2 separate regions of the Homo sapiens genome follow, and region 2 is linked to region 1. The links are chromatin loops, found by intact Hi-C in ENCODE. Cell type or tissue: CD4-positive, alpha-beta T cell. All regions are shown on one strand.

What was found. A loop is a pair of places that touch in the nucleus more often than their neighbours do. Peaks named below come from ENCODE experiments on the same cell type or tissue, not always from the same donor. Only the 100,000 strongest peaks of a DNase experiment are listed, where the experiment ranks them.
Region 2: it touches region 1 in a loop (2.1-fold over the local background); 1 of 110 quality-filtered maps calls a loop at or near these places.

The regions. Positions count from the first base shown.
Region 1 is chr1:222,902,105-222,907,104 of GRCh38, forward strand. The region is part of intron 1 of DISP1 (dispatched RND transporter family member 1); the gene reads left to right. Among named protein-coding and RNA genes, the nearest start is that of DISP1, 90 kb to the left of the region's middle. In CD4-positive, alpha-beta T cell, no CTCF peak of the experiment used is centred here; no DNase peak of the experiment used is centred here.
Region 2 is chr1:222,770,738-222,775,737 of GRCh38, forward strand. LOC105372984 (a long non-coding RNA gene) reads right to left here and starts at 2,405. Exons shown (of 4, transcript XR_922641.3): 1 at 2,333-2,405. RefSeq lists enhancers at 1,758-1,857, 2,348-2,397 and a silencer at 2,608-2,657. In CD4-positive, alpha-beta T cell, no CTCF peak of the experiment used is centred here; a DNase peak (open chromatin) is centred at 2,064.

The DNA.
Region 1 (5,000 bases):
CAGCTCCTGGATTCATTAATTTTTTGAAGGGTTTTTTGTGTCTCTATTTCCTTCAGTTCTGCTCTGATTTTAGTTACTTCTTGCCTTCTGCTAGCTTTTGAATGTGTTTGCTCTTGCTTTTCTAGTTCTTTTAATTGTGATGTTAGGGTGTCAATTTTGGATCTTTCCTGCTTTCTCTTGTGGGCATTTAGTGCTGTAAATTTCCCTCTACACACTGCTTTGAATGTGTCGCAGAGATTCTGAACCCTAGAAGAAAACCTAGGTAATACCATTCAGGACATAGGCATGGGCAAGGACTTCATGTCTAAAACACCAAAAGCAATGGCAACAAAAGCCAACATTGACAAATGGGATCTAATTAAACTAAACAGCTTCTGCACAGCAAAAGAAACTACCATCAGAGTGAACAGGCAACCTACAAAATGGGAGAAAATTTTCGCAACCTACTCATCTGACAAAGGGCTAATATCCAGAATCTACAATGAACTCAAACAAATTTACAAGAAAAAAACAACCCCATAAAAAAGTGGGCAAAGGATATGAACAGACACTTCTCAAAAGAAGACATTTATGCAGCCAAAAAACACATGAAAAAATGCTCATCATCACTGGCCATGAGAGAAATGTAAATCAAAACCACGATAAGATACCATCTCACACCAGTTAGAATGGCGATCATTAAAAAGTCAGGAAACAACAGGTGCTGGAGAGGATGTGGAGAAATAGGAACACTTTTACACTGTTGGTGGGACTGTAAACTAGTTCAACCATTGTGGAAGTCAGTGTGGCGATTCCTCAGGGATCTAGAACTAGAAATACCATTTGACCCAGCCATCCCATTACTGGGTATATACCCAAAGGACTATAAATCATGCTGCTATAAAGACACACGCACACGTATGTTTGTTGCGGCACTATTCACAATAGCAAAGACTTGGAACCAACCCAAATGTCCAACAATGATAGACTGGATTAAGAAAATGTGGCACATATACACCATGGAATACTATGCAGCGATAAAAAATGATGAGTTCATGTCCTTTATAGGGACATGGATGAAACTGGAAATCATTCTCAGCAAACTATCGCAAGGACAAAAAACCAAACACCACATGTTCTCACTCATAGGTGGGAATTGAACAACGAGAACACATGGACACAGGAAGGGGAACATCACACTCCGGGGACTGTTGTGGGGTGGGGGGAGGGGGGAGGGATAGCATTAGGAGATATACCTAATGCTAAATGACGAGTTAATGGGTGCAGTACACCAACGTGGCATATGTATACATATGTAACTAACCTGCACATTGTGCACATGTACCCTAAAACTTAAAGTATAATTAAAAAAAAAAGAAATGGGTATTTTGGTATGTCTAAATACATATTATAAAAAGTAAATACTAAATTTATATATGTAAATATATTTACTAGGATATTGGATAACTTGGGATATCTGTTTTAATGCAACCAATTGCTTATTTTTTCTTTCCCTTTGTGATGAGAGGGAAAACAAAGTTCTGCAGACTGTCTTTAAAGAGCTCATGTTTTTTAAGCTGGCTTTGTGATCACTGTTTAAGAACTTTAGATGTAGTGTGACCTTAATCTACACTATGTAAAATTAGATGGTATCATAGATATTTGACATTGCCTTCCAAGTACACCAAAGATTACTAGTCTAAATTCTATATGTATCAGATACCTAAGCCATTCCCAGGTTCTGAGGTGTTTACTCAGAGGTTAGGGAAGAGAACTACTTCTGTGCATTAGAAGGCTTATCTTTGGGTGTTTCCTCAGAAGGAGGCAATAGAGTGCATAAACATCAAATTTGTGCTTAAATACATTTTATTTTTATTTTCATCTGCTTCAGTGTTTGCGTGGCAGCCTTACTTAGATCAAATAAAACCTAGCATATGGGTTGTGTACTCCTGCCATTCAAATTCCTTTTATGGAAAAGAAAAATAGTCTTCTTATTCATTTCCCTAATTGGGAAGGATGAAGCTAGTAAGTTATTGGACAAAAGCTGAAAAATATTCTCATGTCCATTATGTAAAGGTTTAGACATCTTTTAAAACCAGTACCTGCCAATGTGAGGTTTTTAATGTATTTTACATTTCCAAAATTAAAACGTAATCTCCAAGATTGTCTGAATTACTTATTAGTAGAAAATATATTTGTGTGAGCTTCCTAAACCTCTGTGCTTAAGTAGTCATTCAGTCTTCGCTATTACATCATAAGTCATTACTAAGCCTTTTGTTCTGAGCTATACCAAAGATATTATTTATATAGAAACATATTTATAGATGTTTTCAGTATCATTTAGTACCTTAATTAGTATTCATGATGTTAAAAAGAGACTAAAGTTTATTTCTGATAGCTTCTCTTTTAATATGATATGTTATATAAATTTAGAAGCAGTAATTTATCTTTAGTTTATTCAGAGACTCTTTTTTTTTATTTTTTTATTTTATTTTTTTTTTTGAGATGAAGTCTTGCTGTGTCACCTGGGCTGGAGCATAGTAGCGCGGTCTCGGCTCACTGCATCCTCTGCCTGGCAGGTTCAAGCAATTCTTCTACCTCAGTCTCCTGAGTAACTGGGACTACAGGCACACACCACTATGCCTGGCCAATTTTTGTGTTTTTAGTAGAGACGGGGTTTCACCATATTGGCCAGGCTGGTCTTGAACTCCTGACCTCATGATCTGCCCACCTCGGTCTCACAAAGTGCTGGGATTATAGGCGTGAGCCACTGCCCCTGGCCTCATATTTTAACTAATAATTTCCAGTCATTTGATTATATTTTTGGAATATTTTTACTTTCAAAAACTGTATTTGTTACCAGAAAGACATAAAAACTACTCATGCTGCAAATATGCATGCTGGTAAATACAAATCGGATCATTTATTTCAGGACTGGTTTTATTGACTTTTTAGGTGAGGATTCTATTATTAATAGATCTAAAATAAGAAAGAAGTAACTATTATAAACTGATTTAAGAACAAGTTGGAGCATAAAAACTCTAAAAATAAGATGGATTATGAGGTATTAAGTGTTCTCCAGTTAAAATATTATTTTATAAATAGTTAAATAATTTAAGAAATATTTCTTCCCTTAAATGTTAGTTCTAAATCAGACTAGTCTCAGATGCATATTAGTAATGCTCGGAATGGAAAACATACACCTGTGGTAAAAGAATATGTCATGGTAAATATGTTTATACAGCTGTGTGGTAATGTTAGTTATTACAGAGCACATTTGCAGAATCATGTAATGAGCCTCATTTTCAAACAACCATTAACTTTGGCTTAGAAATGGCTAATTAAAGAATAACTGCATTTTTCAAATGCAGACTGCACAAACAATATATAGCATCACTGTAGTTGTCTTCTTAACAGAACGTATAAATTTGATTGTAAGTATATGTTGGCTAATTTCGAGGAAATTCAAACTTCTTATAAGACTATTTCTTATTTATAATTTATACTTTCATTGCATATAATGCCTACTCTTTTAGTACCAGACTGAGTTTCCATTAAACTTTATTGCACTTACATGGACTCTTCTGTCAAGCTTTAATAAAATTATAAAATTGACTTAATTGGGTCTATCTGAAAGCTTCCTTTATCATTAATAAATTTTATTTATTCCATGGGGTTATAAGTCTTGGATAACTTGTATGACTTCATTCAAACTTGTTCTAGAATATGAATAAATATTATTTAAAATTAAGCATGAGTAAAAGCAAATTTAAAAATATTCTCATAGGTCTTTGAGGATTTACTCAAGAGTGCATAAAATGTTACCATTAACTATGTATTGCTATAGTGCAATCTGTAAAAATATGTTATCTAAAAAGTTTAATAAGCAGTGGGTGGTTTCATCTATTCGTCTAACTTTTGAGCACCTGCTAGGTAAACTCTAGAAATATCAAGAAGGAAGGCTTATTTCCTGCCCTCAAGTATTTTAGTTTCCTTCTACCGAGCATCAACTTTTAATTACCAGCAGTTACTTTTTTTTAAAAACCTGCCACTTGAGAGGAAGATACTGCAAATGTATTCAACATATAAATAGTGGCATCTTTATTAGACCCTTAGCTCTTTTTAGAGCTCTCTAAAATGGATACTAAGTTATAAGAAGACCAGGAAAGAAAATAAACAGATTCATGGCGTATTTATTTCCACTCCTGGAAAAAAGAGTTCGATGTGCTTTGGGGGAACTTTTTCTTGTTTGAACAATTTAACTTCTAAGGTGGATACAAAGTTACCAGAGGCGTTTGAACCAGAGCAACTCCATCTTAAATAGGGGCTGGGTAAAAAAAACGCTGCCATCTGCTGGGCTGCATTCCCAGGAGGTTGAGGCATTCTTAGTCACAGGATAAGACAGGAGGTCCGCACAAGATACTGGTCATAAAGACCTTGCTGATAAAACAGTTGCAGTAAAGAAGCCGGCGAAAACTCGCCAAAACCAAGATGGCGATGAGAGTGACCTCTGGTCGTCCTCACTGCTACACTCCCACCAGCGCCATGACAGTTTACAAATGCCATGGCAACATCAGGAAGTTACCCTATATGGTCTAAAAAGAGGAGGCATGAATAATCCACCCCTTGTTTCACTTATCATCAAGAAATAACCATAAAAATGGGCAACCAGCAGCCCTCTGGGCTCCTCTGCCTATGAGAGTAGCCATTCTTTGATTCCTTAATAAACTTGGTTTCTTAATAAACTTGCTTTCATTTTGCTTTGTGGATTCGCCTCTAATTCTTTCTTGCTCAGACCCAAGAACCCTCTCTTAGGGTCTGGATCAGTACCCCTTTGAGTAACAAAGTAATGAGGTGTTCGGAGTTGATTTAAGGTTAATCATGGAAGATTTTGACCTTGGTCTTTTTTCACACCACTTAGCATGGTGACTAACACATAGCAAGTACTTCATAAATATTTATTGAATGAATGAATGAGTAAATAAATAAGGATTAATAAAATAGTGGCCATCGATTTGCAG
Region 2 (5,000 bases), 130 kb before region 1:
GGTGCTGGTCTCACTTGTGAAAGGAGAGGAGCTAGGAAAGAGATTGAGTAGGAAGAGCCTCAGATATTTCTGCAGTGCAGTTCTAAGAAAGTCTTAGCCAGCCCAATGAGAAGCTCTAGAACAAAGATTGCCCATGGAAGAGTCCCTTTTTGGCAAAAAGTGACAGTTCTCTTGACCAGTTTTTGGCTGGGGACTGCCCAGGAAGCTCGTAGCCTCAGCTTGAAAGCTCGGGCAGGCCGGGCACGGTGGCTCACACCTGTAATCCCAGCACTTTGAGAGGCCAAGGTGGACAGATGGCTTGAGGTCAAGAGTTCGCAACCAGCCTGGCCAACATGGCAAAACCCTGTCTCTGCTAAAAACACAAAAAAATGGGCCGGGTGCAGTGGCTCACGCCAGTAATCCCAGCATTTTGGAAGGCCGAGGTGGGTGGATCTCCTGAGGTCAGGAGTTTGAGACCAGCCTGACCAACATGGTGAAACCCTGTCTCTAGTAAAAATACAAAAATTAGCCGGGCTTGGTGGCGGGCACCTGTAATCCCAGGTACTCAGGAAGCTGAGGCAGGAGAATCGCTTCAACCTGGGAGGCGGAGATTGCAGTGAGCCAAGATCATACCACTGTACTCCAGCCTGGGAGACTGAGCAAGCCTCTGTCTCAAAAAAAGAAAACCCACAAAATTTAGCCAATTTTTGTGGTGGTGGGCATGGTGGTGGGTGTAGTGGCCAGTGCCTGTAGTCCCAGCTACTCAGGAGGCTGAGGCAGGAAAATTCCTTGAACCTGGGAGGTTCAAGCTATAGAACAAAGATTGCCCATGGAAGAGTCCCTTTTTGGCAAAAAGTGACAGTTCTCTTGACCAAGATCATGTTGCAGTGAGCCAAGATCATGCCACTGACTCCAGCCTGGGTGACAAGAGTGAAACCCTGTTTCAAAAAAAGAAAAGAAAAGAACAAAAAAAAAGAAAGCCGAGGCAGAGCCTAGAGTCACCCACAGCTGAAGGCTGTCAGTTGGTTGCATTCCCCGTGGCAGCATCTCTCTTAAAAGGATTTAGGAGCAGCACATCTTTTTGGCTGCCATATGGGTATATGGCTAGGAATTGATTATGTCTTTTTGGTTCTCTTACTATTTAAAAAAACTGCATGTATTACATTGTTGAAAAATAATATAATTTTAAACAGCAACCAAGAAAACAAACATTTAAATATTTTTTACAGGAGTGCAGGAGACTGAATGTAAGGCCCTGATACCCTCCTTCTGCTCCACTCCAGCTACCAACCACCTGTCCTGAGTGGATGATCTGAGAGGGCAGCAGGCAAGTACATTTTGGAGGATATGAACAAGGCCTGGGGCTCTGCCACAGCAGGGGCATAGAAAGTCTTGAAAGAACTTTATTCCCCTCTGGATCCTACCAGATGTTGAAGATCTACAGCAAAGCTCTGGGGCAGAGATTAGAGTGTGTGAATTATGGGTTTTCTTAGAGGAAGGGGAGCCACAGCCTGTGTAAGTGTTGTGTGGGGGGCGGGGGGCGGGGGGGGGCGGTGAGCGAGGATCATCTGGTTTCCCTGGCCCCTAGGTGGGGACCATGGAGCGAACTGGAGAAGCAGGCTGGGTCCTTCCTACTCCTGAGGCTGGCAGAGCACACTCTATAGCTGAGGAGACTGGAAGTTAAAGGGTTTCTTCACAAGCAACTGACAACTTGCCAGCTGTATGTGTCTTCTTCTCTCTCTCTCTCTTTTCTTTCTTTCCTTCTTTTTTTTTTTCTTTTTTTAAATTAATTCAGAGTCTCGTTCTGTTGCCCAGGCTGGAGTGCAGTGGTGCAATCTCGGCTCACTGCAGTCTCCGCCTCCTGGGCTGAAGAGATTCTCCTGCCTCAGCCTTCTGAGTAGCTGGGATTACAGGCACACATCACCACACCTGGCTAATTTTTCTATATTAAGACGGGGGTTTCACCATGTTGGCCAGGCTGGTCTCGAACTCCTGACCTCAAGTGATCCACCTGCCTTGGCCTCTTAAAGCGCTGCGATTGCAGGCATGAGCCAGCGCACCCAGCCGTGTATGTGTCTTCTTATTGCTCACTGAATGGCTGCTGCTGAAAGCACACTAAGGAAGTAGATCTGAGTCCCAAGGGTGCATAAAGCCATGTGAAGGCAAAATTATATAACGCTGCACTCAGGAAGACTAACAGCCAGATAGAAACAACAAGCAGAATACACAGAACAGGCAACTTCTAGGAAATAGAACTTGAACAAAAAATTACAGCAAAGGACTTTCTAGAACTAAAAAGAAGAACTCTTATATTCAAAATTTAGTAGATAAATTGAAGGGAAAAGATACTCACTGTTGAAACACTAATTAGTTCCCCAAAAGCTCAAGTTGAAGCAGTATCTCAAAGCCCAGGGCAAAAAATATAGAGAAGGAAATGTGGTACAGAAAACAAAAACAGATGGATTGCCTGAGGCCGGAAGTTTGAGACCAGCCTGGCCACATGGCAAAACCCCGTCTCTACTAAAAATACACAAATTAGTTGAGCGTGGTGGCTCACAGCTGTCATCCCAGCTTCTTGGAAGGCTGTTATGAGAATTGCTTGAACCCAGGAGGCGGAGGTTGCAGTGAGCTGAGATTGTACCACTACACTCCAGCCTGTGCAACAGAACAAGACTCTGTCTCAAAAAAGTAGAAGAAAATAAAATAATAAAAATAAAAGATTGGAATGACAAATCCAAAAGATCTTACATGTGAAAAATAGTAGTGGGAAAGATGGATAAATAGGGGAACATATAGCATTTTTAGGATGGGAAAACTACCCTGTATGATACTATAATGGTAGATACATGTCACTATACACTTGTCTAAACCCAAAGAAAGTACACCAAGAGTGTGTCCTAGAATATGGACTTTGGGTGATAATGATGTGACCATGTAGTCTCATTGATTACAACAAATGCCCCACTCTGTAGGGGTGCACGATGGGGGAGGTTGTGCACCTGTTGGGGCAGGAGGTCTATGGGAAATTTTTGTACCTTACAACTCAGTTTTGCAGTGCACATAAAACCGCTCTAAAAATAAAGTCTATTAATAAAAATAGGAGTACAAAAAAGAGTGGGTAAAGGGATAGATGGGAAAAAGACAACAATTAAACAACAGAGGAAAATTTCCCTGACCTAAAGAAACACTTGAGGCTGCAAATTTCAAGAGTTCAATAAGTATTACATAGAATTTATGATAAAAAAGATGTGTACCTAGACATATACTGGTTAAATAAATGACTTACAAGACATCAAATATAAACATTATTTACAAATAAAAAGAAATTAGATTGTCATTGGATTTTCATCTGTTGCACTAGAAACTAGAAAATAATAAAATAACATCCAGTTTCCTGGGAAAAAAAGAGAACTGATACCCAGGACTACTACATAGCTAGAACTCAGTGGTTTTGCCACACCTATTGTTAAAATATTAAAATATTGACCATTTGTGATGGCTCACGCCTGTAATCCCAGCACTTTGGGAGGCCGAGGCAGGCGGATCACCTGAGGCCAGGAGTTCCAGACCAGCCTGGCCAACATGGCGAAACCCTGTCTCTACTAAAAATAAATAAATTAGCCAGGTGTGGTGGCATGCACCTGTAGTCACAGCTACTTGGGAGGCTGAGGCAGAAGAATTGCTTGAACTCAGGAGGCAGAGGTTGCAGTGAGCCAAGATCACGCCACTACACTCCAACCTGGGTGACAGAGCGAGATTCCATCTCAAAAAAAAAAAAATTAAAATATTTTCACACTGTCTATGAAATAGCTTTGTCCCTGATCATCTCCCCACCAGCCCTTTCTACTCCTACCCTGTTCTACAGGATTCAGCAACTAAGGAGTTAATGCCTGGCACACCTTTCTTATTGACTGGCCAGTCTCTGGTTTAGTATTTAAACATCATTACTGCTTCAAAGATACCACCTGACAGGGGAATGAAAGTTATTAGATAATAAACCACCCATGTATCTCATCTGAAGAAAATATTTGAGAAAGAACGCCAGCCAAATAAGAAAAAAATCAAAACAGAGATTTCAAGAGAGAAGAAGAAAAGAGATGAAAACAATGATGAGAAATGAGCCTTGCAATATGTACTAAAATTTAAATAGATAATGATAGAGTGGGATTATATAGGCAGAATTCGAATTTTTGAAATAGAAAATATTTTCTGCAAGAGAAAATTTACTACAAAGTTAAAATTACACGTACCAGATTATCTCAGCAAAACCTAGGGATAGAGGAAAGAGAAAGAAGGGAAGTAAACCAACTCTTGGGTCTCATCTTTTTTGGGGGCAGGGGAACAGATATGGACAATGGGCATAACATTCTAAGGGTTTCATATTCTTAGGGAGGGAGACCAGTGGTAAGTAGAGCACCTGGGTGGGGACAGGTGGCATCTTTTTTGATGAAATAGTCAAGAAATATATTTGATTATAAATGTCAGAGAAGAGAAGATAGCTATCAGAAATGGGAAAATATGGTAAAACTTTCCAATTAACAAGGTGAAAAGGCTGGATGTGGTGGCTCATGCCTGTAATCCCAGTACTTTGGGTGGCCAAGGCGAGCAGATTGCTTGAGCCCAGGATTTTGAGACCAGCCTGGGCAACATGGAAAAACCCAGTCTCTACAAAAAATACAAAAATTAGCCAGGCGTGGTAGTACATGCCTACAGTCCCAGCTACTCGGGAGGCTGAGGTGGGAGGATCGCTTGAGCCCAGGAGGTTGAGGCTGCGGTGAGCCATGATTGTGCCACCGCACTCCAGCCTGAATGACAGAGTGAGACCCTGTCTCCCAAAAAACCAAAACTTAAACAAAACAAAAACAAAAAAACCCCACAAGAATTATATAGGAATTTTGTTACACCACCAAAAACAATGAAAAGGGAAAAGAAAAACCACAAATCAAAGTACCTAATAAAAATAAAGATGGAAGTGATGAAAAGAAGCACATCAGTTATTTTACTATGTATGAAGAGGATAC